2 separate regions of the Homo sapiens genome follow, and region 2 is linked to region 1. Evidence: read pairs that join two places in POLR2A ChIA-PET (ENCODE). Cell type or tissue: PC-9. All regions are shown on one strand. Each heading gives the region's core, and the rest is flanking DNA. Links, peaks and the distances in the headings are about the cores only.

Region 1 (4,403 bases), core at 294-4,293:
CATAGATACTTAATCTGTCAACCATGCAAATACATTATATTGACCATTTTAAAGCTTACCTTAAATGTGTTTTAATATTTGATATTTTATCATGAGAAAATATTACATTACTAAGAAACAAACAGAGTTGGTGGAGCTAGCTTCGAGTTCTTAATTTCCATGCTTGCAAACAAAGAGCGGATACTTCCAGCCATAGTAGTCTACAAGACTGTTCTGAGGATTAAATATGATAGAGTGAAAGTACTTTGTAAACCCCAATTCTTCTAGGCTGCATGCCTTTTGATTAATGAGATAAGTGATAAATGGCATGCTTACTTACCTGAACCCAAATATAGCTATCCACAGCCTTTAGAACCTTCACATTGTTAACAGGGTGGATTTCAACCAACAAAGTCAAGCACTTTGATCCTACAGAGAAAAGAAGGCTTTTAGTAACGAAGATTGTAATATCACACATTATTTTTTCCAAAGCAAGGAGTAAGAACAATTTCCGGTAAATCCTACTACAGTGACTATAAACTAATAAAACAATTCTACCACCATCCTAGAGTCCTGTGAGGAGACTGAAACTGTAAATCTGTTCCCAGTTCTACTCTCTAGGATGTGTAGCGGCTCCAGGACCCCAAAAGAGCAATCAGCCCAGCAAAGGACCTGCCTTCCACACCCTCAGGAGCCCTGAAGAAGCTGCATTTTATTATGAAAACCACAGGATACTCAAGAAATGCAAATGTGAAAAGGGAAGTCTTTGAACAGCCCTGGAAACAACAGTAGATACAAGGGAGACAAATTTCAGATTATAAGAATTCTGCATTTACAGAAAAGCATCACATTTAAAACACAAGTGGCTTCTGAATTCAAAGATCACTGTATATTACTTTGCACTCTCACCAGCAACATATAAGAGGGCCTAACGGGTTTCTAATGGATATCATTTTTCCCAATTATCACAATTCTATGATTTGCAAAAGCAGACATGTCTGAACTTTCTGAAAATATAAATATGCTAACTATTGTATTAGCTATTCTACCAGGGGGAAAAAAAGGTGATTTTCTTAAAGTTTGACTTTAAAGTTTGACTTTGACATTTCTACAAATTCAACAGAGACACAGAAAAGATCTCAAGGGAGAAATCAATGTGCACGGAGTGAAGAAGTTGTTTGTACTCACTCCATGCCATTTTTAGCATAGCTCCACAAGCCCTCTAGGCTTTTAAGTCTAAACAAACACAGTGCGATTCTCTGTCACTCCAATTCGGCAGCACAATGGCAAATATTGTTTGTGTAGGAAAATAAAAAGATTTCTGATACATGAACATGTTAAGGCTGACAGTATCTATCATTAGGACACAGGCTGGGTTTCCCTCAGGGACAGTGGTATAGCACTGATAATGACCCACTTACTTCTTCAGTGTCACATCTGAGCAAATGCCATAAAATACAGCAATCAGGAGGAAGTCCATGGACACAGGCTTCCCCGCATGGAGTTACCAAAGATATCTAAATTTAGGTCAAGGTTCCCCTTCCCCCAAGATTACACCGTAGAAAAGAAGGACTGGCCTTATATTTGAGCTTTTATTGAGACTCTAATATGATCCAGTGTCTCTCAGTGACTTCACTGTGAAAAATAATATACAAAATTTGGGGATGGCACAGAAGCGTGGAATTTAATCAGTGTTAGTTTTCAATATTTAAGAAAGCAACCTGAGAGCACTGCTTTATTTTTTGAAAAAAGCAAAGAACGTAAAACAATTTCTGAGCTATGTCCTAACAACTGGAAGGTCTGGATCTATCTATAAACATGCCTTTTAAATATTACTTGAAAAAGACAGTAAGTGAGTTATTATATTGAATCATATAATATACATACTACAGAACAAATGGAAATCCAATGTTTGGTAAATGGGTGCTTGTGGCTTAGGATGAAAATCCTAGTGACAGGATCTTACAACCAAGGGTATGGATGAGTTACTTTGGGAATCTACTTGATGACTCAAAAAATGGCTCCAGGAATAAGAAAGACATTGGTGTCAAAGATATTTGTGAAGAAAAATAGAATAGAAATGCTCTGTTGAGAGGTGAGTATGTGGGGGGGAAAATGAATTTTTCTTATTGTTATCTTAAATGTGTATGACTAAATTAGTATATTAAATAGCACGAACTGACATTTTTTTGACCTAAAAGTATGCGTGTGTGTATGTATGTGTGTGTGTATATATATATATTTTTTTGACCTAAAAGTATGTGTGTGTGTATATATATATATATTTTTTGTTTGTTTGTTTTGTTTTGTTTTTTGTTTCCATCCTGGTTAACATAGTGAAATGCCGTCTCTACAAAAATAAAAAAAAAAACGCGTCATTTAGCATTAGGTATATCTCCCAACGCTATCCCTCCCCCCCTCCCCACCCAACAGTCCCCGATGTGTAATGTTCCCCTTCCTATGTCCATGTGTTCTCATTGTTCGATTCCCACCTATGAGTGAGAACACGCGGTGTTTGGTTTTTTGTCCTTGGGATAGTTTGCTGAGAATGATGGTTTCCAGCTTCATCCATGTCCCTACAAAGGACATGAACTCATCATTTTTTATGGCTGCATAGTATTCCATGGTGTATATGTGCCACATTTTCTTAATCCAGTCTATCATTGTTGGACATTTGGGTTGGTTCCAAGTCTTTGCTATTGTGAATAGTGCCACAATAAATGTATGTGTGCATGTGTCTTTATAGCAGCATGATTTATAATCCTTTGGGTATATACCCAGTAATGGGATGGCTGGGTCAAATGGTATTTCTAGTTCTAGATCCTTGAGGAATCACCACACTGTCTTCCACAATGGTTGAACTAGTTTACAGTCCCACCAACAGTGTGAAAGTGTTCCTATTTCTCCACATCCTCTCCAGCACCTGTTGTTTCCTGACTTTTTAATGATTGCCATTCTAACTGGTGTGAGATAGTATCTCATTGTGGTTTTGATTTGCATGTCTCTGATGGCCAGTGATCATGAGCATTTTTTCATGTGTTTTTTGGCTGAATAAATGTCTTCTTTTGAGAAAGTGTCTGTTCATATCCTTCGCCCACTTTTTGATGGGGTTGTTTGTTTTCTCTTGTAAATTTGTTTGAGTTCATTGTAGATTCTGGATATTAGCCCTTTGTCAGATGAGTAGGTTGCGAAAATTTTCTCCCATTCTGTAGGTTGCCTGTTCACTCTGATGGTGGTTTCTTTTGCTGTGCAGAAGCTCTTTAGTTTAATTAGATCCCATTTGTCAATTTTGGCTTTTGTTGCCATTGCTTTTGGTGTTTTAGACATGAAGTCCTTGCCCATGCCTATGTCCTGAATGGTATTGCCTAGGTTTTCTTCTAGGGTTTTTATGGTTTTAGGTCTTACATTTAAGTCTTTAATCCATCTTGAATTAATTTTTGTATAAGGTGTAAGGAAGGGATCCAGTTTCAGCTTTCTACATATGGCCAGCCAGTTTTCCCAGCACCATTTATTAAATAGGGAATCCTTTACCCATTTCTTCTTTTTGTCAGGTTTGTCAAAGATCAGATAGTTGTAGATATGCAGCATTATATCTGAGGGCTCTGTTCTGTTCCATTGGTATATACCTAAGCTAAATGACGAGTTAATGGGTGCAGCACACCATCGTGGCACATGTATACATATGTAACAAACCTGCACGTTGTGCACATGTACCCTAAAACTTGAAGTATAATAATAAAAATAAAAAATAAAAAAATACAAATCAATTACAAAAAAAAAATAGCTGGGCATGGTGGCACACGCCTGTAGTCCCAGCTACCCGGGAGGCTAAGGCAGGAGACTCGCTTGAAACCAGGAGGCGGAAGTTGCAGTGAGCCAAGGTTGCGCCACTGCACTCCAGCCTGGTGACAGAGCGAGACTCCGTCTAAAAAAAAAAAAAAAAAAAAAAAAAAAAAAAAAAAAATTAGCCGGGTGTGGTGGCACTCATCTGTAGCTACTCGGGAGGCTGAGGCAGGACAATCACTTGAACCCAGGAAGCAGAGGTTGCAGTGAGCTGAGATCACACCACTGCACTCCAGCGTGGGCAACAGATGAGGCTCCGTCTCAAAAAAAAAAAAAAAAAAAAAAGAAAAAGAAAAAGAATAACCATATATTTGGCTTTTTTTTTTAAGCAGGAATTTGTACCCAAAGGAGACAGCCAGCTATCAGCAAGATTTTCTTACCTTTAAAATGGGAAGATCTTTGAAGGCAGAAAACACCTTTCTACACTAATTTTTCCCTTCTCAAGTACAACCCAGACATTTGACTAATACTACTAGCATAATAAGAGCCAACCTTTGCAAATAGTAATTTCTCTCAATAACATACCATGTGCTTTCACAGTGAAAAAGGAAGCATCGTGAATTAAGATTCTAGAGACATCA
Region 2 (4,403 bases), core at 89-4,088, 170 kb after region 1:
TCAGCCTCCCAAAGCATTAGGACTACAGGCATGAACCACCTTGCCCAGCCTTAATTTTTGTTTGTTGAGAAAGTTTTTATTTCTCTTTGGTTTTTGAAGGATAATTTTGCAAGGTTCAGGATTCTAAGTTGGTGGGTTTTTTCTTCTCAATATGATATTTTGTCACTCTCTTCTTGCTTGCCTAGTTTCTGAAACAGAGTCAGATGTAATTCTTATTATACTTGCTCCTCTTTAGGTAAGATGATTTTTTTTCCTCTGGCTTTTTAAACGATTTGTTTATCTTTTTTTTTTTTTTGTAGTTTGAAAGTGATATGCCTACATAAGTTATTTCTGGCATTTATTCTGATCAGTGTTCTCTGAGCTGCTTGGATCTGTGGTTTGGTTTCTGACATTAATTTGGGGAAATTTTCAATCATTATTTCAAATATTTCTTCTGTTCCCTTCTTCTCTTTCTGTTATTACCCTTATGCATATTTACATCTCTTGTAGTTGTCCCCACAGTTTTTGCATATTCCATTCTGTTGTTTCAGTTTTTTTCTAGTCTTTTTAATCTCTTTTCAGTTTTGGAAGCTTTTATTGAGATATCCTCAAGTTGAGAGATTCTTTCCTCAGCCATGTCTAGTCTACTAGTAAGCCCACCAACAACATTCTTCATTTTTGTTACAGTTTTTTAAAAAAATCTCTAGCGTTTCTTAGGCCGGGCACGGTGGCTCACGCCTGTAATCCCAGGACTTTGGGAGGCAGAGGTGGGTGGATCGTGAGGTCATGAGATCGAGACCATCCTGGCTAACACGGTGAAACCCCATCTCTACTAAAAATACAAAAAAATTAGCTGGGCGTGGTGGTGGGCGCCTGTAGTCCCAGCTACTGGGGAGGCTGAGGCAGGAGAATGTCGTGAACCCAGGAGGCGGAGCTTGCAGTGAGCCGAGATCACACCATTGCACTCCAGCCTGGGCGACAGGGCGAGACTCCGTCTCAAAAAAAAAAAATCTCTAGTGTTTCTTTTTGGTTATTTCTTTGAATTTCTGTCTCTTTGCTTATATTGATTGCCCATCTATTCTGGCATACTGTCTACTTTATCTGTTAGAGTTCTTAGGATATTAATCATAGGGTGTTTGTTTGTTTGTTTGTTTGTTTGTGTGAAACAGGGTTTTGCTTTGTCTCCCAGGCTGGAGTGCAGTGATACAATCATAGCTAACTGCAACCTCCGCCTCCTGGGCTCAAGCAATCCTCCCACCTCAGCCTCCCCAGTAGCTGGGATCACAGGCATGTGTGAACATGCCTGGCTAAGTTTTCATATTTTTTTGTAGAGAAGGGGTTTCGTCATGTTGCCCAGGCTGGTCTCGAACTCCTGGGCTGAAGAGACCTGCCTACCTCTGCCTCCCAAAGTGCTGGGATTACAGGCATGAGCCACCCAGAGCCAAGGTCTCAGTCTTTTAGTGAGCTTGTTTATGGATTTTGAACTATATCCTGTTTCTCAGCGCCTCACCCCCAGGATGGCTTGAATGACCTGTAGTTGGGTATTTCCCTTACCTCATGTAAATAAGGCTCTGTTAAAACCCCAGCAGGTTAGGCTCAGGTTAAATCATTTCTCCGCAGGGCAGACCTTGTTAAGAAGAATGGAATATTCGGCCAGGCACAGTGGCTCACACCTGTAATCCCAGCACTTTGGGAGGCTGAGGCTGGTGGATCACAAGGTCAAGAGATAGAGACCATCCTGGCCAACATGGTGAAACCCCGTCTCTAATAAAAATTAGCTGAGTGTTCCTGTAGTCCCAGCTACTCGGGAGGCTGAGGCAGGAGAATCACTTGAACCCGGGAGGTGGAGGTTGCAGTGATCCGAGACCGCACCACTGCACTCCAGCCTGGTGACAGAGCAAGACTCCATCTCAAAAATAAAAAATAAAAATACAAAAAAAGGGATTTTCTCTAATACTTACTATGAGAACCTGGTAGAGCTCCTGGAGGTAAAACAAAAATGTGGGGTCCCCTTTGGATTGGGTACACCAGGAGTTTTTGTTTGTTTGTTTGTTTTTGTTTGTTTTTTTTTTAGAGCGGTCTCGCTGTTGTCCAGGCTGGAGTGCAACGGCACAGCCTTGGCACACTGCAGCCTCAACCTCGTGGCCTCATGTGATCCTCCCACCTCAGCCTCCCTAGTAGCTGGGACTACAGATGTATGCAACCACACTTATCTATTTTTAAATTTTTTGTAGAGGTGGGGTCTCACTGTGTTTGCCTAGGCTGGTCTCGAACCCCTGGGCTCAAGAGGTCCTCCCGCTTCCACCTCCCAGAGTACTTGGATTACAAGTATGAGCCACTGCATCCAGCCTCCCCTGGAGATTTTAACCCTCATAGTTGTTCACACTGAGCCTCTAGCAGTTCATCAATTACAGTTCAGGTTTCTTATGGAAGTTTGCTGTGTGAGTGTTTCTGCTCTGATTACTCGTGATTCTCCGTATTCACCTTCTGTCTCTCCAGTTTGGGGGCAGCTGTTTGACCTGTGACTTAACTTCTCTTACAGATCTAAGAAAAGTTGTTGATTTTTCAGTTTGTTTAGCTTTTTACTTGCTCTTAAGATTGAGTGACAGATTTTTTTTTGCATTTTTTTATTGTGATAAAATGTATTAATACAAAACATTTATCATTTAAGTGTACAGTTCTGTGGCATTAGATACATTCACACTGTGCAATTAGGACTCTTAAAAGGAAAAAGTCACATACTGTTAGAAGGGTCATACAAGGCTTTATAGAAAGGATTTTTAAGATGAGCTTCTATATATCAATTAAAAGAACATTTCAGTAGAAACATGGGCGTATGGTATGATAATTACCAGAAGACAAATGCAAATAAGTGCTGAACACAGGAAAAAAATAATCAACCTCTCCAATAATCAGAAAAATTGAAGTTAATCATCATTAACTGTTGGGGGAGTAGCTACCAAATTTGATAAAAACTCAAAAATTCGTAATAATTCAGAAATTGAGAATAGCGGCCGGGCGTGGTGGCTCACACCTGTAATTCTAGCACTTTGGGAGGCTGAGGCGGGCAGATCACGTGAGCTCAGAAGTTCGAGACCAGCCTGGCCAACATGGCGAAACCCCATCTCTACTAAAAATAGAAAAATTAGCTGGGCCTGGTGGTGGGCGCGTGTAATCCCAGCTATTCGGGAGGCTGAGGCAGGAGAATCGCTTGAACCCATGAGGTGGAGGTTGCAGTCAGCCAAGATCACGCCACTGCACTCCAGCCTGGGCAATAGAGCAAGACTCCATCTCAAAAAAAAAAAAAAAAAGAAAAAGAAAAAAGAAAGAAAAAGAAAATGGTAAGGATATAGAAAACTAGTGTTTCTAGGTCCATTAAGGGGAGGGTAAACTGGTGAAGCCTGTTTTGGAAGGCAGTTTGGCCACTTCTAATAGAATTGATAAATGTACATACTCTTTGATCCAGCATGTCAACTTTAGGGATCTTTCCGTAAAAATACTTGCATATGTGCATAAAATAGTATGTCCAAGTATGCAACAATTTTTGTGAAACAACCTAAAATAGCTATTAGTAAGGAGACTTTGCATAACTGGTTACCTAAAAGGAAACAGATGTGGAGGGGAGAGAGTTTGGCTTTTTCATTTTATACCTGTATGCAGAAAAGAGTAACATAGCAGGCCTAAGACTACTATCCTTAGAAAGGCCTGCTTACAATGTTATCCCTTGGCTGGTGTCTGGGAACTTAGACTTTTGGGAGAATTTCCATTATCCCCTGATAAGAGTGGTTCACTGTGCCCAAACTGTACAAACAATGTGGTTTATGAGCTGGGCCCAGTGGCTCAATTGTGTAATCTCAGTGCTTTGGGAGGCCGAGGCAGGAGGATTCCTTGAGGCCAGCTTGGGCCACATAGTAAGACCTCATCTCTACAAAACATTTTTAAAAATTAGCCAGATGTCATGGTGTGCACCTGTGTAGTCTTAGCTACTTTGGGAAGCTGAGGCAGGCAGATAACTTGAGTCCAGTAGTTCAAAGTTGCAGTGAGCCTTAATCATGCCACTGCACTCCAGCATGGGTAGCAGAACAAGACTCTCTCTCTGAAAAACAAAAATAAAAAATAATATGGTTTATGTTGAACATCTACTTTTTTTCTGGGAGTCTGGAATTTTGGTATATTCTTAGGCAGAGTGCCTGTGTAACCAGCCTCCAATAAAAGCCTTGGGCACTTTATTTCTAATGCGCTTCCCTTGTGGACAACGTTTCACACATGTTGTCACAACTTATTTCTGCAGGAATTAGAGGATCGTGTGTAATTTCATTAGAAGAGGATTTTTGAAAGCTTGTGCCTAGTTTCTTCTGGACTTTGCCTCTTGTGCCTTTTTCTTTGCTGCTTTTACTTTGTATCTTTTAGCTGTGATAAATTAT

The links. Peaks named below come from ENCODE experiments on the same cell type or tissue, not always from the same donor. Only the 100,000 strongest peaks of a DNase experiment are listed, where the experiment ranks them.
Region 2: POLR2A ChIA-PET joins it to region 1 with 5 read pairs; 2 of 35 experiments call an interaction of 5 or more read pairs at or near these places.

What each region holds. Positions count from the first base shown.
Region 1 is chr7:77,387,041-77,391,443 of GRCh38, forward strand. GSAP (gamma-secretase activating protein) reads right to left here. Exons shown (of 31, transcript NM_017439.4): 6 at 320-408. Among named protein-coding and RNA genes, the nearest start is that of GSAP, 27 kb to the right of the region's middle. In PC-9, for the core only: no CTCF peak of the experiment used is centred there; no DNase peak of the experiment used is centred there.
Region 2 is chr7:77,554,938-77,559,340 of GRCh38, forward strand. The region is part of intron 1 of PTPN12 (protein tyrosine phosphatase non-receptor type 12); the gene reads left to right. Among named protein-coding and RNA genes, the nearest start is that of PTPN12, 20 kb to the left of the region's middle. RefSeq lists an enhancer at 1,259-1,873. In PC-9, for the core only: no CTCF peak of the experiment used is centred there; no DNase peak of the experiment used is centred there; H3K27ac peaks cover 552 bases.